2 separate regions of the Homo sapiens genome follow, and region 1 is linked to region 2. A link is a loop called in an ENCODE intact Hi-C map of the cell type or tissue named here. Cell type or tissue: PC-3. All regions are shown on one strand. Each heading gives the region's core, and the rest is flanking DNA. Links, peaks and the distances in the headings are about the cores only. Region 1 overlaps LOC102723834 (a long non-coding RNA gene). Region 2 holds the start of LOC124904526 (a long non-coding RNA gene).

Region 1 (12,129 bases), core at 76-8,075, 230 kb before region 2:
AGAAGCTGGGTTTTTTTTTTTTTGTTTTTTGTTTTCTGTTTTTTTTTTTTTTTTTTTTTGAGACGGAGTTTTGCTCTTGTTGCCCAGGCTGGAGTGTAGTGGAGTGATCCTGGCTCACTGCAACCTCTGCCTCCCGGGTTCAAGCGATTCTCCTGCCTCAGCCTCCCGAGTAGCTGGGATTACAGGCATGCGCCACCATGCCCAGCTAATTTTGTATTTTTAGTAGAGACTACCATGTTGGCCAGGCTGGTTTCCAACTCCTGACCTCAGGTGATCCGCCCGCCTCGGCCTCCCAAAAGTGCTGGGATGGCGTGAACCACTGCACCCAGCCTGCAGTCTTAATGATAGAATTTCAGCCATTTCCTGAGTTAGAAAAAAATATAATAGTAATGAAAAAACAAAAAAAGAGTCATCCCTCTCTCTCTCTGTTCAGTTTGCAAGTTTTCCCCTGTAAGAATTATGCATGAGGCTGGGCTCGTGGCTTATGCCTGTAATCCCGGCACTTTGGGAGGCCGAGGAGAGTGGATCACCTGAGGTCAGGAGTTTGAAACCAGTCTGGCCAACAAGGCGAAACCCTGTCTCTACTGAAAATACAAAAAATAAGCCGGGCATGGTGGTGTGTGCCTGTAATCCCAGCTACTCCAGAGGCTAAGACAGGAGACTCACTTGAACCCGGGAGGCAGAGGTTGCAGTCAGCCAAGGTCACACCATTGCACTGCAGCCTGGGCAACAACAGCGAAACTCCATCTCACAAAAAAAAAAAAAAAAAAAAAAGAGGCCAAGGCCTCACTTTGGGAGACCAAGGCAGGTGGATCATGAGGTCAGGAGATCGAGACCATCCTGGCTAACATGGTAAAACCCCGTCTCTACTGAAAAACCACAAAAAAATTAGCCAGGTATGGTGGCGGGCGCCTGTAGTCCCAGCTACTTGGGAGGCTGAGGCAGGAGAATGGCATGAACCCAGGAGGCGGAGCTTTCAGTGAGCAGAGATCGCGCCACTGCACTCCAGCCTGGGCGACAGAGCAAGACTCCGTCTCAAAAAAAAAAAAAAAAAAAAAAAAAAGAAAAGAAAAGAAAAAAGAATCACGCATGAATATAACAGCTCTGCCATGCAAATATTTTCCTTGATATGAGGTCAGAGCCAGGCCTCAGGCACACACAACTGCATATCCTCCCAGCAGGCACTTTGCTCTCAGTGTAGGCTTGATACCATCTCTGTTCAGTGTGCTGTTGTATTTGAGGTGTTATTTTAATCAAAACTGTTTTTTTTTAAAAAAATCTTCTTTTATTTTTTGCAAAATGGTTTGCAAGTAATAATAATAGCAGATGCTTAGCTAGTGTATACTGGAGACAGATTCTGCACTAAACGCTTTGCATATAGTTGCCCCCACGTAATCTTTCAAAATAACACTGTGAAGAAGGTTCTTTTATAATCCCCATTTACACATGAGGAAACTGAGGCAGCTGGGTTAAATAACTTGCTGGGAAGTTAAGGAGTTAAGATTCCACTCAGGAAGTGGGAAGGGGATGTGGGGGCTATATGGTTTCCCTCTTGCAGGAGGTTGTTGTTGACCTGCCGGCTTCCCATGCGGCTGACAGTGGCTTCTGAGCTCCTGAAGCTTCAGAAGTGTTTGCATTTTATTAGTGTAATGATAGTTTGCAGTATCTAACCCATAGCAGTGTTTCTCAAACTGTGCGAAGGACTAATTTGATTTTTTTTCTTTTTTGAGACGGAGTCTCGCTCTGTCACCCAGGCTGGAGTGCAGTGGCGTGATCTCAGCTCACTGCAGGCTCCGCCTCCCGGGTTCATACCATTCTCCTGCCTCAGCCTCCCGAGTAGCTGGGACTACAGGCGCCTGCCACCACGCCTGGCTAATTTTTTGTATTTTTAGTAGAGACGGGGTTTCACCTTGTTAGCCAGGATGGTCTCGATCTCCTGACCTCGTGATCCACCCGCCTTGGCCTCCCAAAGTGCTGGGATTACAGGGGCGAGCCACCACGCTTGGCCAATTTGATTTTATTTTTAAAAATTTCTGGGGGCTGGGCGTGGTGGTTCATGCCTGTAATCCCAGCACTTTGAGAGGCTGAGGTGGGTAAATCACCTGAGGTCAGGAGTCCAAGACCAGCCTGGCCAACATGGTGAAACCCCGTCTCTATTAAAAATACAAAAAATTAGCTGGGCATGGTGGCGGGTGTCTGTAATCCCAGCTACTCGGGAGGCTGAAGCAGGAGAATTGCTTGAACCCGGGAGGCGGTGGCTGCAGTGAGCTGAGATTGTGCTATTGCACTCCAGCCTGGGCGACAAGGGCAAAACTCCATCTTAAAAAAAAAAAAAAAATCTGGCTAGGCACAATGGCTTACACTTGTAAATCCAGCATTTTGGGAGGCTGAGGTGGGAGAATCCTTTGAGCCCAGGAGTTCAAGACCAGCCTGGGCAACATGAGACCCCCATCTCTTAAAAAAAAAAAAAAAGAATTAGCTGGATGTGGTGGCTCACACCTATAGTCCCAGCTGCTATTCAGAAGGATGAGGCAAGAGGATCACTTGAGCCCAGGAGTTCAAGATTGCAGTGAGCTTTGATCGTGCCACTGCACCCCAGCCTGGGTGACAGAGCAGGACCCTGTCTCAAAAAAGAAAAAATCTCCTAATCATTGCATACAATTTGATAATTGTTATAAGAGTTTCTAAATCCTCTCAATTTCTGACTTATCTTGTTGTAGATGAATAGTGAAGAGTTTGCAGGCCAACACCAGTTCGAGGACAGTATTTTGATGGGCACCAATATGTGGTATCAACAAAGCAGCTTCATACTTTTAAAATTTCATTTCATTCATTCAATACACATTTTTTTAAGTGCTTACTACATAGCAGGCACCCAACTAGGTGCTACAAATCAAGTAGGAAAAAAGAACAACGGGGCCTTCATAAAGTTAACATTCTAGCAGGGAAAGCAGAATTGAAACAATTTACTGAGAATTAATTATTTTTTATAATTAATTATAAAAATAAATACCACTGGGCATGGTGGCTCATGCCTGTAATCCCAGCACTTTGCGAGGCCAAAGCAGGTGGATCACCTGACGTCAGGAGTTCAAGACCAGCCTGGCCAACATGGTGAAACTCCATCTCTACTAAAAATACAAAAAAATTAGCCTGGCATGGTGGCGGGCACCTGTAATCCCAGCTACTCGGGAGGCTGAGGCAGAGAATTGCTTGAACCCGGGAGGCGGAGGTTGCAGTGAGCTGAGATCGTGCCACTGCACTCCAGCCTGGGCAACAAAAGTGAAATTCTGTCTCAAAAATAAAATAAAATAAATAAAAATTAAAAATTAATGCTAAAGAGACGATCAGAATACTCAGCGCTCCTATTGGGGTGCCCAAAGCCAGGCTGATGGGTAAAGGAATGCTTCTCTAAGGAACCCTTCATCTTAGAGCTGAAGAATAAGCAGGGGCTGCAAGGCCCCAAATGGGGAAAGAGGGTTCTAGGGAAAAGGAGGGACAGAGAGAGAGCCCTGGAGCAGACAGACACACAGGAGGCTGCTAAAATAGTGTCCTGTAGGTCTCTAGAGCCCATGCCAAGGATGGTGCATTTTATCTCAAGAGCTATGGAAATCTCCTGAAGGATTTTAAGCCAGGGGTGGGCAAAATGGTCAGATTTACCTTTTAAAAATCATACTTTTACTTTCCCAATAATTTAAACACAGCAGATTTTCATAATAATTGTAACACGGAACTAACAATTCATTACAGAGATTTTCGCATGTGAACAAAAAGTTTGGGGCTGCTAATCTATCGCAAGAGTTATTTTTGATTCCCATGGCTCTACAAACACATGATGTAGACAGTCACTTACATCTCCAAAGAGGTCGCTATGCTCCTTCTGCCTCCTCCTCTCAGTCCCTACCATCCTCTAAGTAGCATCTTAAGAAGAGCGGCTGTGTGAGGTATGTGACCAAACTCCACCCACTCCTCTTTTTTGCACTAACAGAACCACAATTTAGTTCAAGCCAGCAATATTCCCAAGAAAAACTCATTTTTAAACCTATTAAAAGTGACCATGTGACACAGTTCTGGCCAATGGGAAGACAGCAGAAATCTGCTGAGGATTCAGGGAAACCTTTTGCTTTCCAGATGAAAGGAAGCCATCTGGCTAGTACAGTCCTGTCCCCTTCTTCCTACCTTAAAAATCAGTCGTGAGTCCCAGAGGTGCTGCAGCCATCTTGCCATCATGAGGCAACAAGCACAAAGATGACAATCCAACATGGTAAGGTTGGTGGGACAGAAAGAAACTGAGTCCTTGAGAACTCGGCCTCTGTCCACTTCTGTTCTTCTTGTTACATGAGAAAAATAAACCCCTATAGGCTGAAGCTGCTGTAAGTCTGGTTTTCTGATGCTTCAAGTTGAAAGTAAGTGAGCTTCCCAATTGGAAATGGATGGTCCACAAAATCAGATCAACTTGCATAGCACAGTATTCTCCCCCCTGCGGCTGTTCCCATCTTTGAACGTTTAGATATTTCAAAGGAAAAAGCCTTTTCTATTATTTCTGACATGGCTTCGCCCTTCTCACCAGGAGCTGTAACGGGATAAGTAGGCTCTGTCACGGGTCCTTTGTTTCCTAAAAGGGGAAGGCCGGAGACGAGGTTTCATGGAAAATGCTGATATACTACACCACATCAGAATGTGCTGTTCTCATTTATTTTTTAATACAAACCCATCTTTGCATGTGGGCACTGGCAAAGAGTTGATGGTTATGAAATGTTGGGCGACAGTGGTAATATGGGAGGTGACACACAGCAAAGGAATCTCGTCTTCAAATTACACAGAACACAAAACCATTGTGGTTCATGACATAGCTCCCACATTCTTTCCGTATTTATCCAACGGGGCTCCAGTGAATTGGATGGTGTCTTCTGTTTGTTTAGTGAGTGTGTAAAACTCCTGGACAGGGTTGTGTGAAGCAATGTGTAAAAGCCACAGTCGCCAGCCTGTTACCGCTACCTTATGTCCATTTTCCTCTGTGCCACGAGCTCTGCGGAGAACCAATGAGAACAGTTGGTACAAAACTCAGGGAAGAAGTTCAGGAAGTAGTTGTCAGAAATGATGCACGCTACAGTTACTATATTCAGTGCCAAAGCAATTCATTTATCTTTACAGACACACACAAGCAGAAAGGGTGAATTCAAAGGTAGTCCTCTGGGCAGAGAAAACATTGCAATTCTAGACACACACTGTCAAGAAGCCCATATGTCTGCAATGTAAAGGGCTTTTTTAAGATTATAAGCTGTCTTTCAAACACAGCAGCTTCTTCTAAAAATAATTCCATTTGATCAGACAAAGTGGGAAGAATGCTACTGGTTGGTATCTCAGGGGCAAAGATAGAATCAAAACAGAGTATAATCTCTCATGCCTACAAAAGGGCCCCAGGAAGGACTATTCATCAAAGAGGAGATGTTTTAAAGGAACACATACACTATGAGAGTGGCCAAAGGAAAATATAAAATGCTGAAATATATGCAAAATGAAGCCTCTGTGGTTTATAATGAGGCTGAAATCTCACTGATGGGGTCTGGCTTAACTCTGAATTAAGAGAATGAAGCTGAAATCCCCATGACCTTGAGGCAGCAGCTGAAGACTTCAATGTATGTACATTTTCGGTCACTCAACTTTTGTAACATCTGGAGCATGATTAATGCTGTGAGGGGTTTAAGAACTTTTATTGGCACTAATAGTCATTGGTTGCCACTAAAAAATGGTCCTGCTGCCAGCAAAACAAATGGTTAGGCATTTAAAGCCCCTATCAGGGTGGAAAAGGGCATTTTGCCAATTTTAGTTTCCTCTTGGAAACCGTGTGGTCAATTTTCCAAACTATGTTTGAACTTCAAAAGTCCATACTTGCTGCACTGGGTTAGATGGGCTTCCTGGTATTTCAAAGAAGTTTACAAAATCTTTGGAAAGTCTAAAAGTTTTAAGATCACAATTTGGAGAAAAAAGAAATATTATCAATAAATGTGCAGAAAAATACCTTAGGAGAATTTAAAATATTAACAGCAGTTACATGTGGAGTAGTAGAATTACTACTTCTTTACACATTTTGCATTTTCCAAAATTTCTATTATAAGCATACATTATTTTTATAATCAAAAGACTTTATAAAGTACTTTTAAGAAGAAAAAAATTGTTTCAAGACTTCCTTCAAAAACCAGGCAGCTTTCTATAAAGAAAAAGGTGTTAGGCCAGACACAGTGGCTCACACCTGTAATCCCAGAATTTTGAGAGGCTGAGGCAGGCGGATCCCTTGAGGTCAGTAGTTCAAGACCAGCCTGGCCAACATGGTGATACCTCGTCTCTACTAAAAATACAAAAATTAGCTGGGCCTGGTGGCACACACCTATAATCCCAGCTACTTGGGAGGCTGAGGCAAGAGAGTCGCTTGAACCCAAGAGGCAAACATTGCAGTGAACCAAACTCATGCCACTGCACTCCAGCCTGGGTGGCAGAGTGAGACACCATCGAAAAAAAAAAAAAAAAAGGAAAAAAAAGAGAAAAGAAAAGAAAAAGGTGAGTTGGATTCCACCTTTGGCACTCACTAGTATGTAACCTTGGTATTAGAGATAAGCATTATATGATTAAATTAAATAGATATAAAGTGCCTGCAGGGGTGCAAGACATATTGTAAATGCTTAATAAATGTGAGTTAGCATCATTATTTCACCTCAAATGAAGTTCAACATTCAAAACAGTATTCAAAGGGCCCCAGGTATAGAATTCTATTCTGATGAGAAATTTATCTGAAAATTTTTTTTGTTTTTTTTTGAGATGGAGTCTCGCTTTTTCACCCAGGCTGGAGTGCAGTGGTGTGATCTTGGCTCACTGCCAGCTCTGCCTCCTGGGTTCAAGCAATTCTGTGCCTCAGCTGGGATTACAGGCGCCCACCACCACACCTGGCTAATTTTTTTGTATTTTTAGTAGGATGGGGTTTCACCATCTTGGCCAGGCTGGTCTTGAACTCCTGACCTCATGATCCACCCACCTCGGCCTCCCAGAGTGATGGGATTACAGGCAGATTTTTTTTTTTTGAGACGGAGTCTCACTCTGTCACCCAGTCTGGAGTGCAATGGCACGATCTCGGCTCACTGCAAGTTCCGCCTCCCGAGTTCATGCCATTCTCCTGCCTCAGCCTCCCGAGCAGCTGGGACTACAGGCACCCGCCACCACGCCCGGCTAATTTTTTGTATTTTTTAGTAGAGACGGGGTTTCACAGTGTTAGCCAGGATGGTCTTGATCTCCTGACCTCGTGATCCGCCCACCTCGGCCTCCCAAAGTGCTGAGATTACACAGGCATGAGCCACCAAGCCCAGCCAACCTGGATTTTTAAAAGGAAGGAAAACTGTCCTGAAAATAGGATTACAGAATAGTCCTTTCATATTGCCAAAGTGTGGGAATTCTCCCTTTCTCTCCAACTCCATGGTAAGGAGGAAGGGATCACGATGAGAAATTTACACAAATTGATTGGATGCCACTGTTAGGGATCAGAATCTGGCTTCCTTACACCTCCCATTGGCTTCCAGACAGATTAAAAATGTGAGACTCTCATGACCACTTGTCAGGGATCCCCATGCCTGGGTCGGGTGCAGTGACGTGGGTCACAGCAGCTGCCATTCCCACAGCTGTTGGCCATCAGCCCTGGCAGGGGCTATTTCAGGTTTTACTGAGTATTTCTTGCCCCACTAGTAAAGCTTTGAGAAATGCTTTGAACTATCCAAAGACCAAAAGGCCCTCCCAGCCTCCATTCTTAAGAGAACAGTCTTCTGCTAACTTAGCCTCAGTGACGGTAGGGTTTCTCTCCTGCTGGGCAGAGACTGTCCCCCGCTAGGCCATAGCTTTCAGGGAACAGAACCATAAACCTCCTTTCTCCAAGTCAAAACTTTTTGGAAAGATTTTCTGCTCAATTTTTCTAGTCATTACAGCTAAATATGTCTAGTTTTAACTCTTTCCCTGCGGTGAGGGTAGTGAATCAGTGTCTGAAGAGTTGAGGAAGAATAATACTAGCTAGCATTGATTACCACTTACTCTGTGCCTGACATTGTTCGAAGCAACTTCTGTATTGCTGTAGATAGGTCTCACAACAACCTCAGGAGGTAGATACAGTTATTATTACTATTTTATAGAGGACTGGCCCCAAATTACTATGACTCCATGGCCAACTTGTTGTATGTACAGGCCTAGGAGCATCCTTTTCTTTCTCTCTCTGTCTCATAAAATTTCTGAAATGATTACCAGTTAAAAATGAGCAAGTTTGAGCCAGACAGGTGCAGTGGTTCAGGGTTGTAATCCCGGTGCTTTGGGAGGCCAAGATGGGAGGATCACTTGAGCTCAGGAGTTCAAGAGCAGCCCAAGCACCTATTGGGACCCTGCCTCTAAAACAAATTTTTTTTTTTATAATTAGCTAAGCCTGGTGGCATGCTCTTGTAGTTCCAGCTATTCTAGAAGCTGAGGCAGGAAGATCTCTTGAGCCCAGGAATTTGAGGCTATCATTATCATGCCACTGCACTCCAACCTGGGCAGCAGTGAGACTCTGTCTCAAAAAATAAATTAAATAAAATAAAATAAGTAAGTTTGGGTCTTTATGTATTCAAGGGAGCAACTTTTGTCAAATTATTTTCCTTTATTTCCACTCTCCCACCCCATTGATCCTGGGTACTTTTCTAGATGATCTTGCATCCAGGTTTCAAATATGATTTCTTTATGTCATGTCCCTAAAGACTGATGCTCTGAGTTGTTGGCCTCAATTCTCTCCTAAAAGCTGTAATATTCTTTTTTATGGCCAAGGGAACAAATGTACTTCTAGAGTGACCAAAAGATAGGATGGGATAGAAAACTGGCCAGAACCATATGCGCTGAATTTTTTAGTGTAAGGAGAGCCCTGTGGAGCCCATTATTCATTTATCACACAGGCATCCCTGGGCAACAGCTGACAAGCGCAAAACAATGCTCTGCAGATTACCAGACTGTCAGGACACTCGATGCAGGCCAGCCATGGCAGCCCCTTCCTCCATTCTCTCCTCCACCCCCATCCCTTGAAGCCTGCTCATGGCAAACATATGGGAGCCATTCAGGCTTATTCCCTCCTTTCCAATGTCTGAGTTATGTTGACAACAGGGGATTTACAACTGCCCAAAATGGAGCGTTGTGTTTCTTTTGGATTATTCCAAGTTTGGGGCCTGTTAAAAGTTTTGTAACTATATAAATATTTATCCAGAGTTTTTGGTTACTATATAAACATAACAAACACGACATTGGACCTAAATGCTGTAAGTCACTTAAAAGTCTTCCAGTTAAGAAAGGGGGCAAACTAATAAAGGGCTTCAGAAATGATTATTTTTATTGTGAAATATTTTTACTGCTATTTTTATGCTGGGTTTTAAAAAGACCAAAATATGTTTATCCTTGACTCTATGTAACTCTTCAGACCATCAGCCAACTTGCTTAAGCATGCTCCTGACCTGCAGAGACATGGGAGAGAATGTGGATGGTGCAGTACAAGGCTTCACCTTTGTGAATATGCTCAGGCCAACAGCTGGAAGCTTAGGATGAGAAATGCTACTCTGAGCTTTGTCACCTTCGAAGGCCAGAGATGTTACTTTATGTTCAAATGTTGTATGTTCACATTTGTTAGTAGGTTCTGGTTAACGCTTACAGATGCTAGGTAGAAAGAGCTGAAACTATTAATGCCCAGATATTAATTATTAAGGATAGACACCAAAGTACCCAGACCTAGGAGGGCTCATGTTGTTAATGAAAAACTAGGGGGGAAATATTATGGTGCGTTATTTTCGTAACCCCTATGTTTGCCATGAAGTTAACCCTCCAGATCTAAGGGTTGAAATTCATGAAGTGTTTGTGTGTGTGTGTGCGTGTGCGTGTGTGTGTGTGAAGTTTGTGTCCTTCAGAGCTGTTGGGGTTGTCTTTTTTTTTTCTTTCTTTTTTAAGACGAGATCTCACTCTGTTACCCAGGCTGGAGTGCAGTGACACGATCATGGCTCCCTGCAGCCTCAAACTCTTGGGCTCAAGCAATCCTCCGACCTTAGCCTCCTGAGTAGCTGGGACTACAGGCACATGCCACCACACCTGGTGATATGGTTTGGCTGTGTCTCCACCCAAATCTCATCTTGAATTCCTATGTGTTGTGGGAGTGACCCATTGGGAGGTAATTGAGTCATAGGGGCAGGTCTTTCCCATGGTGTTCTCATGACAGTAAGTCTCATGAAATCTGATGGTTGTTATAAGGGGGAGTTTTCCTTCACAAGTTCTCTCTTTGCTTGCTGCCATCCATGTAAGATGTGACTTGCTTCTCCTTGCCTTCCGCCATGATTGTGAGGCTTCCCCAGCCACGTGGAACTGTAAGTCCAATTAAACCTCTTTCTTTTGTAAATTGCTCAGTCTCAAGTATGTCTTTATCAGCAGCATGAAAATGAACTAACAGACTGGCTTTTTTTTTTTTTTTGTAATTATAAGGTCTCACTATGTTGCCCAAGCAGGTCTTGAATTTCTGGCCTCAAGTGATCCTCCTACCTTGACCTCCCAAAGTACTGGACTTATAGGTGTGAGCTGCTGTGTCTGGCCTGTTTTTCTAATTAAGGAGGCACACACATAACCTTGGTCTTGGAGGAGGTTTCTGGCCGAACTCTTTGACCCTCTGTAGAAAGCAGTAGGTCCAAGGAGAAAGCAAATTCCTGGGTTCTGTCCTGCTTCCTCAACCCCGGCCTGGCACCATCTCCTACATCATTTTTTGGCTCCCTGTTCCCTTTATCCAGTGGATAAAGTAAGGTGGTCCCTTCTTTGTTCTTTGCAGCAGATCAGACTGGAACCAGGAAACTGATTGTTTTTCTATGTTTGCTGGTACTTGGTAAAAGGAAGCAAACCCTGTAGTGTTGACTTAAGGTTAAATGGGGTGAGTGCTGACTTCATGTGTTCTGGCATGATCTTATCTGTTGGAGATAACACAGGCAAGCCCTGGAGTCTAGTAGAACACAGCGGGGCTGAAGCTCATACAGCTCTGCAGGGCCTTGATGCAACAAATGCTGGAGACTTCATTTCTTTAAAGGACTTAGCTAATGGTCAATTACTATTGTTAGAATATTATTAATCCCATTCTGTATATAAGTAAATGTTGACAGAAAATGGTTTAATGACTTGCTCCAAATTTCATAGCACACCAAGATTATAGTTACAGGAAAAAATAGCTAGATTTTCTCATTTTCTTTTTTTTTGGAGATGGAGTGTCAGTCTTGTTGACCAGGCTGGAATGCAGTGGTGCGATCTCGGCTCACTGCAACCTCCACCTCCTGGGTTCAAGTGATTCTCCTGCCTCAGCCTCCTGAGTAGCTGGGATTACAGGCGCCCACCACCACGCCGGCTAATTTTGTATTTTTTTAGTAGAGACGGGGTTTCACCATGTGGGCCAGGCTGGTCTTGAACTCCTGATCTCAGATGATCCATCTGCCTCAGCCTCCCAAAGTGCTGGGATTACAGGTGTAAGCCACCATGCCCAGCCTAGAATTTCTCATTTTCAAACCCATGCTTTAGCAGGGAGACTTAGCTGTAAATAAACATGCTTTACATGCACAGTAAGAAAATCAGAGAAAATAACATTACAGAATCTAGCATCTTTTAGAGTCTTTGGATGGAAGTTTCTTTTTTTTCCCCCTGTGTACTGTTTGACAGTTTCACTGCTAACATTTTAACTCCTTCACTTCTGTATGCACCATCTAAGAGGTGATGAGTCGTCATTTTCTTTCCCTAAGGACCTGAGGGGCAGAGAGGTTAACAATTTAGCCCAGGACACATTTTTAGAGGTAGAACTATGACCAGAAGTCCTAGATATCCTGACTTTAGATCAGGGCTTTTCTCACAATGCTAGAAACTGACTGCTTGTGTTCTGAGCAACTAGTACATACCTGCACGGATTTTGGACTGTGCTGGGTAGCACGGATTTTGGACTGTGCTGCATAGCACGGATTTTGGACTGTGCTGCATAGCACGGATTTTGGACTGTGCCGGGTCAACTTGCTTTAACTGGAATGGTTTTCTCAAGTTCCTTTCTTGGTATGCCTCTGGGTGAGAGCTGGA
Region 2 (15,563 bases), core at 3,955-11,954:
AAGGCAAGGGAGAGGGAGAAGCATTTACTTGCCTCTAAAATAGAGCCCTGGTCCCTAAGTCCATGTGTGTTTAGGGGGAGGCAGACAAGTAGATCAGTGAACAATTTGGCTTAAATTGGTTTACAAAACAAAAATTACAATGTGAGTGTAATAAATTATACAGAATGATATACAAACAGATGGGGAAATAATGTCAGCTGCTTGGTGGTGATGGAGAAGTCAATTCACCTGGAATTAACAGACGAGCTGTTAAGAATGAGCAGGTGTTCTTGGGCATCAGAGGGGCAAAGGTATTTCTGGCAGAGCAACGAGCAGTTTGCAGGTGTGAGAGTGCATGGGCTGTTCTGCAACAGGCCCCGTAAATGGGCAAGGTTGGAAGATGAGCCGTGGGGTGGAGGCAAGACAGGAGGTGAGCTGGAGAGGTTGGGAAAGAATTGGAAACATTTTGCTCTGTCCTCTGAAATCCCGGCACATGCCACATTAGACTGCATGGTTTCTAGGGAGCTTCAGAGGTCCTAATGAACGTTTTAGTCTGATTTTAAAAAGAAAACGATTTTAAGGTTCTGGCACAGAAGACATAAAAATGTGTGACATACTCCCTGTCTGCCAGAAAGCACGTTCTTCTGCACATTTAGAATGTAGAAAATATAACCCTTTAAAAAACCACCAATACAAATTGTTTTTAAGTATTCCAGAGGGAAAATAAAAATAATATATTGGCCCCTTTAGGAAACAGAACGGCCTCTCATTTCCTGGACAGTTGTTGAGAGTAGCCGTGCCAGTGCTACCTGGATTCATGGATGTGCCACACGGTGATCAGGTTCTGTGATCTGTCACGCTATGGGTGCAGGAAATAAACCCACTGGCTTGATGCTTTCCTGAGTCCGTGTCAAGCGAGTACAAGTGGGAGACATTCAGGGTAGGAGTAACTGGTATTACAGGAGCACCTGGGCTTAGATGACACGTTGCGTCCAGCCATAAATAACACCTGACTTAAAGCAGCTTATGTAAATAACAGTTTTAATTTCCTCCTATTCACCTGTTAATGAGAGAAGGATTCCTGCCCTGGGATTGTAGCAATGGCCAAACACACAGCACCTGATACTGGACAGGTGCGATTGACAGCAGGTTATTAGTAACCTGAACTCACAGCTCAGGGGAGGAGGACAGTGCCCCACACAGGGCCCCATGGGAACTGCACTCAGGAACAGAGGGAGCCAGCAGGGGCTGTGGGAGGCAGGCTTGGTGGTAGTAGCAAGAGGGTGTGGTGACCCCTGGTTCCCACCGGAGAATATGATTGACTTGTTTAAGTAATTCCACAGGCTGGTAAGGAAGTGAAACCCACAGCTGGTGGGTGAGCAGGAGCCCTGCCTGGTCCCCTGGGTAAGGAGGGATGTTTGGCTGGGGGGCCTTATCTGAGAGAAAAGAGTGAGGAGGGGAACTTGCAGCTCGGTCACACCTGGCCCTTCCGACTGGAGCAGAGATCAAGGCAGCACATAGTGTTGGGTTTAAATTTTAGGTCTTACCCTACAGGTTTATTAGCACACGTGACTCTCAACCCTGAGGTACGAGGGCCCGGGTTGGTTAATTCCACAGTTTTGGATGCCACCGCTAGGTTCCTGCCTTTCCTCAGGGCCACTGTCACTGCCTCAGCTCCCGGGAGGAGGTTTCCTCCTTGTGCATCCCTTCCGTTCTTCTCAGGCAGGAAACTTTTCTGTGGCCCCTGGTGACTTTCAGATCTCAGGCAGAGCTGGCCCCATCCCACTACTCTTCATCTGCAAAGAGGAGAGATTCCCTTAATCGGTTCAGACGAATTACCACGCGTACCTCAGGACCCAGCCTGCTTGCCTGAGCTCCTTGCTGCCCAGCAAGGAGCAGTGGATGTGGCTATGAGGCAGGCACCCCAGGGCCTCATCTTCACCCCAAAGCAAGGCTAGGGAAAGCGGAGTTCTGGAAAGCCACACTGATGTGCATCAACGCCTCTGTGCTAAACCTTGGATCCATGGTCTGGTAGGCAGTAATAAATATGTTTATACTTCTTTGTTTTTTGAGATGGAGGAGTTTTGCTCTTGTTGCCCAGGCTGGAGTGCAATGGCGCGATCTCGGCTCACCACAACCGCCGCCTCCCGGGTTCAAGTGATTCTCCCACCTCAGCCTCCCGAGTACCTGGGATTACAGGCATACGCCATCACGCCCGGCTAATTTTGTATTTTTAGTAGAGATGGGGATTCTCTATGTTGGCCAGGCTGGTCTTAAACTCCCAACCTCAGGTGATCCGCCTGCTTCAGTCTCCCAAAGTGCTGGGATTACAGGCATGAGCCACCGCACCTGGCCACTTCTTTTTTTTTTTTTTTTTTTGAGACATAATCTCGCTCTGTCACCAAGGCTGGAGTGCAGTAGTCAGTCCTGCCTCACTGCAACCCCCGCCTCCCAGGTTCAAGCGATTCTCCTGCCTCAGCCTCCTGAGTAGCTGGGATTATAGGCGCACACCAACACACTCAGTTAATTTTTGTATTTGTAGAGACAGGGTGTCACCATGTTGGCCAGGCTGGTCTTGAAATCTTGACCTCAAGTGATCTGCCCTCTTCAGCCTGCCAAAGTGCTGGGATTACAGGTGTGAACCATCATGCCCAGCCATACATTTATACTTTTGAGACAGGGTCTCGCTCTGTCTCCCCGGCTGGCGTGCAGTAGTGTAATCTCAGATCACTGTAGCCTCAACCTCCCAGGCTCAAGCGATCCTCCTGCCTCAGCCTCTCGAATAGCTGGGACTCCAGGCGCACACCAACATGCCTGGCTAATTTATCTTTACTTTGTAGAAATGGGTTCTCACTATGTTGCACCAGCTAGTCTCAAACTCCTGGGCTCAAGCGATCCTCTTGCCTTAGACTCCCAGAGTGCTGAGATTACAGGCGTGAGCCAACACGCCTGGCTGGCAGAATATATTAATATTTGCATGAACCACAAATCAAAATGTTTTCATCCAAAAATGGATTAGCTGTGTCTGTTGGCTTGTGTATATAAAAGATTTGTGAAATAGTCTCAGTTGAGGAACCTAAGGAACTGGGGACGGTTCTTACAACACTGAAAGAAGGTAGATATTGAGATTAGTTTCTTCTCTCCAAAGACTGACTGTTTAAAAGGCTCAAGCGTGTACCACACTGACTACTGTGGTTCAGGAGAAGCAGCTGAAATATTTCCTTTTAGAGCTAAGTTCTATCCATAGAGCTGAACTTACAGTGAAGTTCAGTAAATTTTGGATTTACTGTAGGTTCTTGGAGACCAGAATTAGAGGAATGAGAACGCTGTGAGTTATAAAGTCCAAGCTGTGTCAGCCCTTTGCTTGGGAGCTGTCCTGCCCTGCCATCTCCTCTCTTTTTGGGGGGCCTCCTTCTCAGTCTCCTTGTTGGAGCTGTCACCCACTATTGGTGCTTTTTTTTTTTTTTTTTGATGGAGTCTCGCTCTGTTGCCCAGGCTGGAGTGCAGTGGGGCGATCTGGGCTCAGTGCAGCCTCCACCTCCCAGGTTCAACTGATTCTCCTGCCTCAGCCACCTTAGTAGCTGGGATTACAGGTGCCCGCCGCCACGCCCAAATAATTTTTGTATTTTTAGTAGATACGGGGTTTCACCATTTTGGCCAGGCTGGTCTCGAACTCCTGACCTCAATGATCCACCCGCCTCGGCCTCCCAAAGTGCTGGGATTACAGGCGTGAGCCACTGCGCCCAGCTGCTATCCGTGCTTTTGAAGGCTTTGTTCCTCACCCACCTCTCAGCCTCCCTGGGAAAGCCTGTCCTCTCCCGTGTCTTCTCTTGCCTTTTCTCCATCAACACACCAGTGACTCCAAGGAGTGTCTCAGCCCTGTCCTCTCTCCTGAGCACCAGAGCCACTGTCCTGCCCACTGGGGACAAGACTCCAGGACAGCCCTGCAGCATTTCAAATCCGAGATGACCCAAACCAAACTCTTGACACTCCTCCTCTGTTCTAATCCCCAGGCAGTTTTTACTCTCTCCTGGGCTCCCCTGCCCATAAGTGAGTGGGCCCCGTGGATCTGCCTCCCGCATGGTCCTCCCGGAGCTCCACTTGTTTCCAGCCTTGCTGCCAAGTCCTGTCAACCTCCCTCCACCTGTCACTGAACCTCCGCAGCAGCCTCCCGCTTCCTCCTCTCTCGCCCTGCATACAGCCCACTGTGGCCGGAGGGAGCCATGTGAACCGCATGTCAGAACACACCTCTTCCTGCTCAAGGCCTTTTGAGGCTCACAGACTGTAATCAAAATGAAGTCAGAATGTTTTAAGTGCCTTTTATGGTCAGCCCTGTGATCTACAGCGGGAGATAGGAAAGGGACAGCTGGCAATGTGGGAGAAGCTGCCTCCTCAAAAGCCTCCCCTTCCCTTCTTCCCTGCTGCCAGAACCCCATTTCGTGTAGGCCTCAGTGGAGCTCCCTTGATCTCAGGAATGCAGATCCATCCTCGGTCTGTGAGGGGGGCCTTGTGGCCTAGTTTTGGGCACATCTGTTGGAAGCTCCTGGGAAGGTTTTTTTTTCTCCCAGATAAGAGGAAGGCAAATGAGAAAGCTCTCCCCTGCTCCACTCCCTCACTTCTCTTCCTTGGACTTGATGGGAGTGTATGATGCTCTGGGCAACTGCAGCCATCTTGTAATCATGAGGGGAAGGTCAAGAATCTGAGAGAGCCAGACCTGGCATCTCTGAGCCACCACACTCATGTCGGCAACCACCTACCCCCATGCTTATTTAAGGAAAAATAAACCACTCTTTGTTTAAGTCACTGCTAGTCAGAGGTTCTGTTGCTTGCAGCCAGAAGGATTCCTAATAGACACAAGCAGGGTGTGTGGGAGTGCAGAGGAAGACTTCATGCGGGAGGTAGCATCTGAGTGCAACCCTGGGGGTGAATGGTGAAGGGCGCCCCAGGCAGAGAGTACTGTCGGAGCACAGAAATTAGGGAATGGGAATGGAAAATTCCCATTTAGTTGGAACATAGGAGGGATAGAGAACAATACAAGACATTTTGCCATGAACAATTTGACACAGTCATTTCAACCTCAGGGACAATTTTAAGTAGCTTTTCTTCTCTCTCTCTCTTTCTCTTTTTTTCATGGTCTCACTCTGTCACCCAGGCTGGAGTGCTGTGGTGCAATCTCAGCTCACTGCAACCTCTGCCTCTCAGGTTCAAGCAATTCTTGTGCCTCAGCCTCCAGAGTAGCTGGGATTACAGGTGTGTGCCACCATGCCCGGCTAATTTTTTGTATTTTGGTGGAGACAGGGTTTCATTATGTTGCCCAGGCTGGTCTTGAACTCCTGCACTCAAGCAACCCGCCTGGCCTCAGCCTCCTGAAGTGCTGGGATTAGAGGCATCAGCCACGGCGCCCGGCCCCTCATGTTGCTCTTTTGGTTTGGATTAGTCTGGACTTTCCAGAGAAGCAGAACGAAGAGGATGTGGTGTGCATATGTTTTTCATAACAGCACTAATCCCATTCATGTGGGCTTTACCCTCACAACCTCACCTCCTAGAGGCCCCACTTATGCACACCATCACCTTGGGAGTTAGGATTTCAACATGTGAACTTTGGGGGAAAATAAACATTCAGACATATACATACAAGTATATTCAGACACACACACACACTTGTGATAAGGAATTGACTCACTTGATGATGGAGGCTGCAGTGTGAGTTGGCAAGCTGAAGACCTGGACAGCCAATGGTGTAGCTCCAGTCCAAAAACCAGCAGGCTCAAGATGTGAGACGAGCTGAAGTCTCAGTGCAAGTCTGAAGGCAAGAAAAAATGATGTCCCAGCGCAAGCAGTCAGGCAGGTAATGTCCTTCTACCTGTGGGAGCGTCAGCCTTTTTGCTCTAGCAAGCCTTCAACTGATTGGACGAGGCCCACCCACACCAGGGAGGACGTTCTGCTGTTCTCCGTCTGCCCATTCAAAGGCAAATTGCATCCAGAAACACCCTCACAGCCATGCCAGAATCATGTCTGACCAAATGCCTGGGCATCCCATGGCCAAGTCGACACTGAAAATGAACCTTCATGGATATGTGATGGTCTTCCCTTGGCTGACAAGGACCCAGCAGGCACTTTGGAAATGGGAGTTTCCTCGACTTTAGGCCCAATCAGAATGCTTCCTTGGCCACCAAGAGGAAGGGGAACTGTGACCATTTACTGCCATTTCCCATCCGGCCAGAAAGAGGTGTCATCTCCATTTCCTCACCAAGGGGAAGGAGAATTATTTTTATTTTTTGAGATGGAGTTTTGCTCTTCTCACCCAGGCTGACAGTGAGTGCAGTGGCCCGATCTTGGCTCACTGCAACCTCTGCCTCCAGGGTTCAAGCGATTCTCCTACCTCAGCCTTCTGAGTAGCTGGGATTACAGGTGCGCACCACCACGCCCAGCTAATTTTTGTATTTTTAATAGAGACGAGGTTTCGCCATGTTGGCCAGGCTGGTCACCGGACCCCAGGTGATTCTCCCGCCTCGGCCTCCCCCAGTGCTGGGATTACAGGGGTGAGCCACCGCGCCCGGCCGGGAGGAGAATTCTAACATCGGCTCTGGATCCGTCTGTTTGTTCTGCAGTTCCCGCCAAAGCCAGACTGCTTCCTTGACCCTCCATGGAGGGGCAGTCCTGGGAGTTCGCAGGCTCCCGGGCGGGGCATTTAATGGAGCAGAGGGCGCCCCGGGCAGGGTGGATGGTACAGGCACCTGGCCAGGAGGAGCACATGAGGTCCTGGGCCAGGACAGGCCTCAGGAGCAGCTGATGAGAAGACACTGCTGGGGAGAGGAGCTGGCCTCGACCCCATCGAGTCCTTGGAGGTGGTGGGTCTGCTGTACTCTGTGCGGTGTCATTTCCATCCTTTCCAAGGCTGGCATCACTGCTTACACCATCCCACCAATCTCACCCAGCCTGCCCACCTGCCCTCGTCCACCGCAGCCGGGCTGGTGTGGGGATTTGCAGGCAACCACTCGGATCCTCCCAAGGGAGCGGGGAGAGTGTGGAGCAGGGAAAGGCGGCACGTCCCAAGGCCGCAGGCGTGCAGGTCCGCTGGGCGCCTAAGGCCAGCCGGGTTCTGCCGGGGCCCAGGGCCTGGACGGTGGCGCTCGAGCGACCCCTGGCGGTCATGCTCGGCAGCGCGCCCCGTCCAACGCGGGTGCGCAGCGCCCTCTGCCGGCCGACGGGCGTCCTTGCCTTTTCCCGGCCTCTCAGTTTGGGATTGGAGGGTACTGGTAGGATCCTATTTCACAGCTGAGAGACGGAGGCACAGAAGTGAAGTAATGCATCCGAGGCGAAGCTGACTGAGAAAATACACGAATGCAGGTATTCTGACTGAAGAGTCTGCATGAAGTCCAGGGTAACGAATATGACCTTTGGTTATGTCAACAAATGTGTCCACAGAGCCTTTTTTCTCCGCTCAGCTGGTCGGCTGGTTCCACGGAGCTGTGTTGAGCCCTGGGTACCCCACTTTTGAAGTTCATCAGCAAACTACAACATGTTCAGGTTGCGTGGTGAGAGTGGTGGGGGACTCCAAATCCAGTCGTATGAGGAACAATGGAAAGAATGGGGTGGCAGGTTTCTTCAATCCAGAACATTCCACTGGCCAGGGCTGTCCTCCGGAGGAGGAAGCATCCTCATGAAGTGGACATCCTACTCACCAGGGGCCTAGAGAGTGCCGGGCTGGCCACTTGCTGACTGGTCTGGAAGAATTAGAATAATTATGGGAAGGCCCTTTAAGGTGCTCACAAGCCTCTTTAGGAGACACAGGTACTAATCATTAGGAACGAGGCAGGAGGCATGCATGGCCAGTGCTGTGGAGTGGGCACGAGGCTGTCTCGTCTCTTCACTGGGCAGGAGGGGAATCATGAGGTCAGAGCGCTTCGGGAAGGTGGGCGCGGCACAGGGTTCTGGCTCAGCCCTGCTGCAGTGTTGGGTCAGAGGCATGGATACCACCTGTGAGGTGGAAACGGATGGACAGGAGTGTAGAAGACAGTGCCACAGGCGGGATTCTCCAGGAGGCCAACCCTGAGTCAGAGTTAGGAGAGCAAAAGATTTATTGGGAGCCAGGCACGGTGGCTCACGCCTGTAATCCCGGCACTTGGGGAGGCCAGGGTGAGTGGATTGCTTAAGACCAGGAGTTTGAGACCGGCCTGGGCAATGTGGCAAGACCTTGTCTCTACAAAAAATACAAAAATTAGCTGGGCATGGTGGCTCGCACTTGTAATCCCAGCACTTGGAGAGGCCAAGGCAAGCAAATCGCTTAAGTCCAGGAAAATTTGAGACCAGCCTGGGCAACATGGCAAGACCTTGTCTCTACAAAAAATACAAAAATTAGCCAGGTGTGGTGGTGCACACCTGTTGTCCCAGTGTGTCCGGAATTGGTGGGTTCTTGGTCTCACTGACTTCAAGAATGAAGCCGCGGACTCTCGCGGTGAGTGTTAACAGCTCTTAAGGTGGTGCGTCTGGAGTCTGTCCTTTCTGATGTTAAGATGCGTTCGGAGTTTCTTCCTTCTGATGGGTTCGTGGTCTCGCTGGCTCAGGAGTGAAGCTGCAGACCTTCGCGGTGAGTGTTACAGCTCTTAAGGCAGCGCCTCTGGAGTTGTTCGTTCCTCCCGGTGGGCTCGTGGTCTTGCTGGGCTGAGGAGTGAAGCTGCAGATCTTCCCGGTGAGTGTTACAGCTCATAAAAGCAGCGTGGACCTAAAGAGTGTGCAGTAGCAAGATTTATTGCAAAGAGCCAAAGAACAAAGCTTCCACAGTGTGGAAGGAGACCCGAGCGGGTTGCTACTGCTGGTTCTGGCAGCCTGCTTTTATTCTCTTATCTGGCCCCACCTACATCCTGCTGATTGGTAGAGCCTAGTGGCCTGTTTTGACAGGGTGCTGACTGGTGCATTTATAATCCCTGAGCTAGATACAAAGGTTCTCCACGTCCCCTTAGTTAGATACAGAGTATCCACACAAAGGTTCTCCAAGGCCCCACCAGAGCAGCTAGATACAGAGTGTTGATTGGTGCCCCCTGAGCTAAACACAGGGTGATGATTGGTGTATTTACAATCCCTGAGCTAGACATAAAGACTCTCCACATCCCCACCAGACTCAGGAGCCCAGCTGGCTTCACCTAGTGGATCCCGCACCGGGGCTGCAGGTGGAGCTGCCTGCCAGTCCCTCGCCGTGCGCTCGCACTCCTCAGCCCTTGGGTGGTCGATGGGACTGGGTGCCGTGGAGCAGGGGGTGGTGCTCCTCGGGGAGGCTCGGGCCGCATAGGAGCCCATGGAGGGGGTGGGAGGCTCAGGCATGGCGGGCTGCAGGTCCCAAGCCCTGCCCCGCGGGAAGGCAGCTAAGGCCTGGCGAGAAATCGAGCGCAGCGCTGGTGGGCTGGCACTGCTGGGGGACCCAGTACACCCTCCGCAGCCACTGGCTCGGGTGCTAAGTCCTTCATTGCCCGGGGCCGGCAGGGCTGGCCGGCTGCTCCGAGTGCGGGGCTCGCCAAGCCCACGCCCACCCGGAACTCCAGCTGGCCCGCAAGCGCCGCACGCAGCCCCGGTTCCCGCTTGCGCCTCTCCCTCCACACCTCCCTGCAAACTGAGGGAGTGGGCTCCAGACTTGGCCAGCCCAGAAAGGGGCTCCCACAGTGCAGAGGTGGGCTGAAGGGCTCCTCAAATGCCGCCAAAGTGGGAGCCCAGGCAGAGGAGGTGCCACGAGCAAGCGAGGGCTCTGAGGACTGCCAGCACGCTGTCACCTCTCACCAGTTACTCGGGAGGAGGATCACCTGAGCCCAGGAGGCAGAGGCTGCAGTGAGCTGTGATTGTGCCACTGAACTCCAGCCTGGGCGACAGAGCAAGACCCTGCCTCAAAAACAACAACAACAACAACAACAGCAACTATGTGTGTGTGTGTGTGTGTATATATATATATTTATTTATTTATGAGGGAGCAACACCCATGAAGAAAAGAGAGGCTGCAAGAGAGTGCAGGAGGGGTGGGTAAGCTGCGATGTGGATCTGCCACACTCATCTCTGGCAGCCCAGTGGGCATGCAGAGCCAGTGCTGCCCATCAGAGGAGCCCTTGAGGGGTGGAATAGTCAGGCCCTTGTATCCTCACCTAGCTCAGACTCCTGGAGAGGCAGAGAGGATGCTGACCCTGAGGAAGCCAACGGCTGGAGGCCAACCACGCTCCACGCAGCTAGGCAGTGCGCCTTCCTTGGAGAGCCACGGTGGCCTGGCCTGCCCCCCGCCAGGAGTGGAGCCTCAGGAAGTCGGATCTCACGCCCCAAGTCCCGGGGCTGCCCTGCTAGGTCTGCCCATGCCGGGAGGGGTGGTCCCCTGCTTGGCTCTCCTCGGGTGGCCCTCCCAGTCACTCCGTAACAACGGGTGGTCCCCCACCTGTCTAGGTCCCTGGACCCCTGCTGAAGACAGGGGATGTTTTTAGGGGAGTCCTGCCCCTCGAGGCTCAGCTCTATCAGAGATGGCTTGGATAGGGCCTCAGGCGGCGGCAGTGCAGGGCGGGGGCACCACCAGCAGTTTGGTGTGATGGGCGGGAAAAGCTCAGAGTGGAAGTGACCGGAACAAGGTGCCGGTCCACATGTCTCCCTTCACACCCGTTACACCCGGCAGTAGGGGCTGGCCGGAGGCACTGGCTCACAGGCTCTGCCTCCTGCAGAGATGTTTACCCCCGCCACCTGCACTCGTTCCCACCTCCCTCAGGCCCAGGGGTCTTGCCCTGCCCAGGGAGGGGACCGCCCACTTACTGGTGTTGACAGGAGGACTGGGTGCAGGATGACCACCTGTGCACTCTCGGTTCAGTCGGGGGTTACCTCTGAAGCTCCCTTCCCCTCTACGCCTTCCTCCTACCTCTCACTACTCTGTCCTGAGGCAGGTGCAAGCAGACAGTCACTCAAACTATTCATCTCCCCAAAACGCTAAAGACAAGCCCAGGTGGCCCACATGTCATCCGCACCCCCAGGAACCCTGATGGGGTTGGTGGGGGCGTCATCCTTGTCACTCTTCACTGCAGCCTCTGAGAGCTCAGACCTCCCACAGTGGGGCTCTGAGCAATGGAGATGGCCAGAAGGTCGGGGGAGTGCCCCGGAGTAGCTGGCAGGTGGGAGCCAAGGGGCTTCCTTCCTGCTTCGCACCAGGCTCCATTCACCAAGCCCGAAACTCTGTCCCCTTAGGGATGGAGGCTCTTCCATTTCACAGAGGACATGAGACATAGAATACGGGACGAGACGTCGTCCGAGGTCAGCCGGCGTTGTTGTCTGCTCCACAATCTGGGGTCCCTGATGCCTGGTCTCGGTCCTGAAGACAGCGGCTCAAATCGCCCACCACCGAGTGGATGGCTCCCGAGTGCCCGGTGATCTCCGTTCCCTGCTGCACGGGCTAGGCTGTGTAGGTTTGCATTTAGGAAGTCCTTAGCACTTTCTGAGCACCTACCATGTGCCAGGGGCTGGGAACATGGAAAGAAAGAAAAACAGCCTGCCACTGGTTCACGTGCTGCCACACCGAGGCCTGTCCTGAGAGCACAGGCAGACTCTGGAGAGCAGAAAGTCTGTCTTCCTTAACCCTGGCTGGTCCAAATTTCTTTCATTCAGCTACAGGATCTGACACTCCTATTTTTTACTTCCAGTGAGGTTTTGCAGCCAGTGGCCAAATTTCCCCAGCAAGGCTGTTAGGAAAGCGTGTGTGTTCTCTGTGCGGTGGCCTGCCCCCGGGAGCTAGGCTCTCAAGCTGGTTGGCACCGAGCGGCTTTCCTGAGCCAAGCCTGTCACTTAGATGACAGTTTATAGATCCAGGAAGCCAGGTGACCTGAGGCTTCATCCCAAACTTGTCCTTGTGCAGACCCCCACCTGGGAATGGGCTGCAGGTCCCCACCTGATGGGAGGTGTCGGGAGAGAGAGAGTGGAGCCAGCCTGAACTCTGAGGCCAGGTGCAGTGGATCAGATTTCTGGGGCAGCTGTCACAAAGTTCCCCAGACTGGGCAGCTTCAACAACCCCCACTTATCATCTCGAAGTTCTGGATGCTGGAGTCCAAGACCAAGGCGTTGGCAGGATGGCCTCCTTCTGAGGTCCCTGTCTGGCATGGAGATGGCCACCTTCTGCCCGTGTCTTCCCACGGTCTTCCAATGGCATGCGTTTGTGTCCAAGTTTCTTTCTTTTTTCTCTTTTTTATTTGGGATGGAGTCTCGCTCTGTTGCCCAGGCTGGAGTGCAGTGGCACAATCTCAGCTCACTGCAACCTCCACCTCCCGGGTTCAAGCGATTCTCCTGCCTCAGCCTCCCGAGTAGCTGGGATTACAGGTGCACACCACCACGCCAGGTGAATTTTTTGTATTTAGTGGAGACGGGGTTTCGCCATATTGGTCAGACTGGTCTTGAACTCCTGACCTCAGGTGATCCACCTGCCTTGGCCTCCCAAAGTGCCGGGATTACAGGCGTGAGCCACCATGCCTGGCCCCAGGTTACTTTCTGTAAAGAACACCAGTCATATTGGATTAGGGCCCACTCTAATGACCTCATGCCCTCTTGATTTACCTTTGTAAAGACCCTATCTCCCAATAGGGTTATATTTTGAGGTCCTGGGGGTTAGGACTTCAGCATATGAAGTTTGAGGGGACACACCATTTAACCTATAACACACCCCAATTCCAGGTTGCCATGCTTACTGGCAGGAGCTTCACCTTCTATTTATATGTCTGGACCATGGTGCCTGTTACCTATGGCAGGGGCTCTCACATGCAGCAGTTGCCTGATTGTAGTGTGTACCGATATGTATAGCTGGCTAGAGTGTGTGATCATCTGGGGACTCAAGGCACCTTAAACATGTGGGGTAGGAGGTGGGGAGGGGAGAATGGGAGGAGAAAGCCCTGAGGTCTTGTTCTTGGCCCAGAAACTCCTGTGCACACCTCTGTAGTTACAGTCCTCTGCAGGTATGCAGGACTGCCCAGAAGACAATTCGCCTTAATTGCCTAGGCCACCCCGGGCATTTATGCATCTTTCTGGGAGGGGAGCAGAGGGGAAGGGCTGGGCAGGCGTAGCAGCTGCAGCCCTGTCTGCCGCCCCTGGAGACTCAAGCTCACAAATGGCCTATAGTCTGGGGGCTGGGTTGCAGAGTCCTTGTTGCTTAGGGTTGCTGGATTTAGCAAATAATAATACCAGATGTCCAGTTACATTTCAATTTCAGATCAATTACAAATAATGTTTTAGTATCGGTATTTTCCAAACATTGCATGGGACATACCTACATTAAAAAATTACTTGTTTACCTGTTAGAGGAGGCAGTTAGGAAAGACCTCTCTGAAGAGGACATTGGGCAGTGATCTGAGTGAAATCAGGGACACAGCAGTGCAGATCTAGGGGAAATAATGGAGACAGAGAGAACAGCAGGTGCAAAAACGTGGCTGAGGAGCCCCAGAAAGGCCAGCGTGGCACGGTCTCCCATTTTAGTGTGAGCTTGTTGAAGTGTGGATTCCAGGCCCTGCTTCTAGTGCAGTAAATATGGGGTAGGTACGGGACCCCATCAAGAAGCTCAGTTCGCATCTATCCTATTCCCTACTCCTTCTCAAGTTTTCAGACACAGTCCAGGGTATGAAATGCACCATCGTGGGCTCAGAGCTGGGGGGAGCCCCTCAAGGACCACCTGGTGCAAACCTCTCCAGTTACTGATGAGGAAACTGAGCTCCAGGGGGTCTTTAAGGACCTCATCCAAGGGATCTGGTCAGAGGAGAGCATGGTGCTTTTGTGCACAGCCAGGTCCAGGTCTTCCGGGGCACTTCTAAAAGGAGTTTGGGGAGCAGCGTGTGGTTTTTGGGGAGCCCCCACCCACTCCCCAGTGCCTGTGGCTTTGAAGCTAGGGCTTCCTGCATGGCCCTGTTGGGCCCTGCTGATCCTAGAGGTCTCACGGCTCATGGCCCAGGGTCCCTAAGGTTGTGTCCACCTTCTGGCTTTCTGGCCCCTTAACCTTTGGCAAATACTTGCCGGTCTAACTTGAGTTCCTTGCTAGAGCTTGTTTCTTTCTTCATGTTTGAAAGAACATAAAAGAGAGAGAAGGGACAGTTAGAGCTATTTATGGAGCCGCAGCCCTAGAAAGCTCCTATCTGTTCTTTCTCCAAGCAGGAAAACCAATTGTAGGCCTCTGACCTCCTCCCTCTCCAGCTCCCAGTGGCCTCCGAGAGCCCCTTGAGCTGCAGAGAGATGCGGACTCTGCAGGCCCCTCACTGCCAGCACCTTCATCACCGAGAGCCTCCACCTGGGCTGGTGGTGGGGGTGGAGAGAATCAAGGAGCAGGAAGAGAGGTGAAGCGACACCGCCGAGGAGCCCCCTGCTCTGTTCTTCATCCTAGACACAGGGAGCACCGGCTTCTCCGCAGCCTTGCCTGGCGCTGCCCTGCAGCCACCCACCCCCCTTCTGAAGGATGCAGCCAGCACAGAGAGAGGGAAGCGAGACAGGAAGTGACCTCAATTTCCCCGGCCACAGAAAGGGCGGCTCCCCCTGCCTCTGCAGCTGGGTGTGAGTCCGCGGAGCTGAGAGCCTTGCCCTCTGCTCCATCCTCCTCTTTTGGGGGTCTCCGCGGTGTCAGGACTTGGAGAGCCTGGTCGTGGGACTTGATCAGAGAGGCCTTGAGTGCAGTGGGTGCTTATCTGGTGACTGTGGCCCTGAGGTCTGGGACAGACACTGCCAGTCTTTCTGGGCCACACCCACGGGGACTGCCAGCCCCCCTGGGCTTGGCACAGTGGAGGGGAGCCTCCACCACAGTGGAGGAGAGACACACCCAAGGCCCTGGATGTGCCCGGCTCTCTGCAGCTGTGGGTGCCTCAGGCCGGCCGCCGATGGGTCTCAGTTTCTGAGGGGGTGGCAGTGAAGTTGCAGAGAAGAAACCTATGAAGGTGCCCTGTCAACTGCCACACGCCGAGATGCACATTGACAGCCCATCACCGCCTCTTGCCTGTCCTCCCCGGGGACCGGCAGATCATGGGAGATGATTTGTCAAGGGGAGACACATTTGGGTGACACCAAGCCGAGCTTCCTGTCTTGAGACGCTTTCTGCTTTCTCATCTTCCTGCTAATGAGTTGCCTTTTGTGTGTGTAAGTTCAGAGGGCCTCTGTCACTGGTGTAACCTCTCCAGAACATTTGAACATGAAACAAACATCATTTCTCTAGATTAAATTAAATTAATTCCCAGCCGCACCTCCTGAGAGGAATCATCCACTGGGTTCCTGGGCGGGGAGGGGTCCTCACTGCATGTGTCAGAGGCGTGTGAACCAGAGCAACTCCATCTTGTATAGGGGCTGGGGAAAATGAGGCTGAGACCTACTGGGCTGCATTCCTAGATGGTTAAGGAAGTCACAGGATGAGATAGGAGGTCGGCACAAGATACAGGTCATAAAGACCTTGCTGATAAAACAGGTTGCAGTAAAGAAACTGGCCAAAACCCACCAAAACCAAGATGGCCATGAGAGTGACCGCTGGTCATCCTCACTGCTACACTCCCACCAGCACCGTGACAGTTTACAAATGCCATAGCAATGTCAGGAAGTTACCCTATATGGTCTAAAAAGGGGAG

The links. Hi-C counts contacts between places; a loop is a spot of excess contacts. Peaks named below come from ENCODE experiments on the same cell type or tissue, not always from the same donor. Only the 100,000 strongest peaks of a DNase experiment are listed, where the experiment ranks them.
Region 1: a loop joins it to region 2, with 3 times the contacts of the local background. A loop is called at or near these places in 2 of 110 quality-filtered maps.

The regions. Positions count from the first base shown.
Region 1 is chr1:225,693,157-225,705,285 of GRCh38, reverse strand. LOC102723834 (a long non-coding RNA gene) reads right to left here. Exons shown (of 4, transcript XR_426933.4): 2 at 4,180-5,029. Among named protein-coding and RNA genes, the nearest start is that of ENAH, 46 kb to the right of the region's middle. RefSeq lists an enhancer at 4,331-5,530. In PC-3, for the core only: no CTCF peak of the experiment used is centred there; a DNase peak (open chromatin) is centred at 4,855; H3K4me3 peaks cover 1,224 bases; H3K27ac peaks cover 2,408 bases.
Region 2 is chr1:225,466,710-225,482,272 of GRCh38, reverse strand. LOC124904526 (a long non-coding RNA gene) reads right to left here and starts at 6,306. Exons shown (of 2, transcript XR_007066903.1): 1 at 5,663-6,306. LINC02765 (long intergenic non-protein coding RNA 2765) reads left to right here and starts at 14,501. Exons shown (of 3, transcript NR_187303.1): 1 at 14,501-15,084. RefSeq lists enhancers at 6,799-6,888, 8,785-9,304, 9,305-9,824, 14,129-14,408, 14,539-14,798 and 1 more and a silencer at 7,039-7,278. In PC-3, for the core only: CTCF peaks have their summits at 6,951 and 7,175 (motif pointing left); a DNase peak (open chromatin) is centred at 7,192.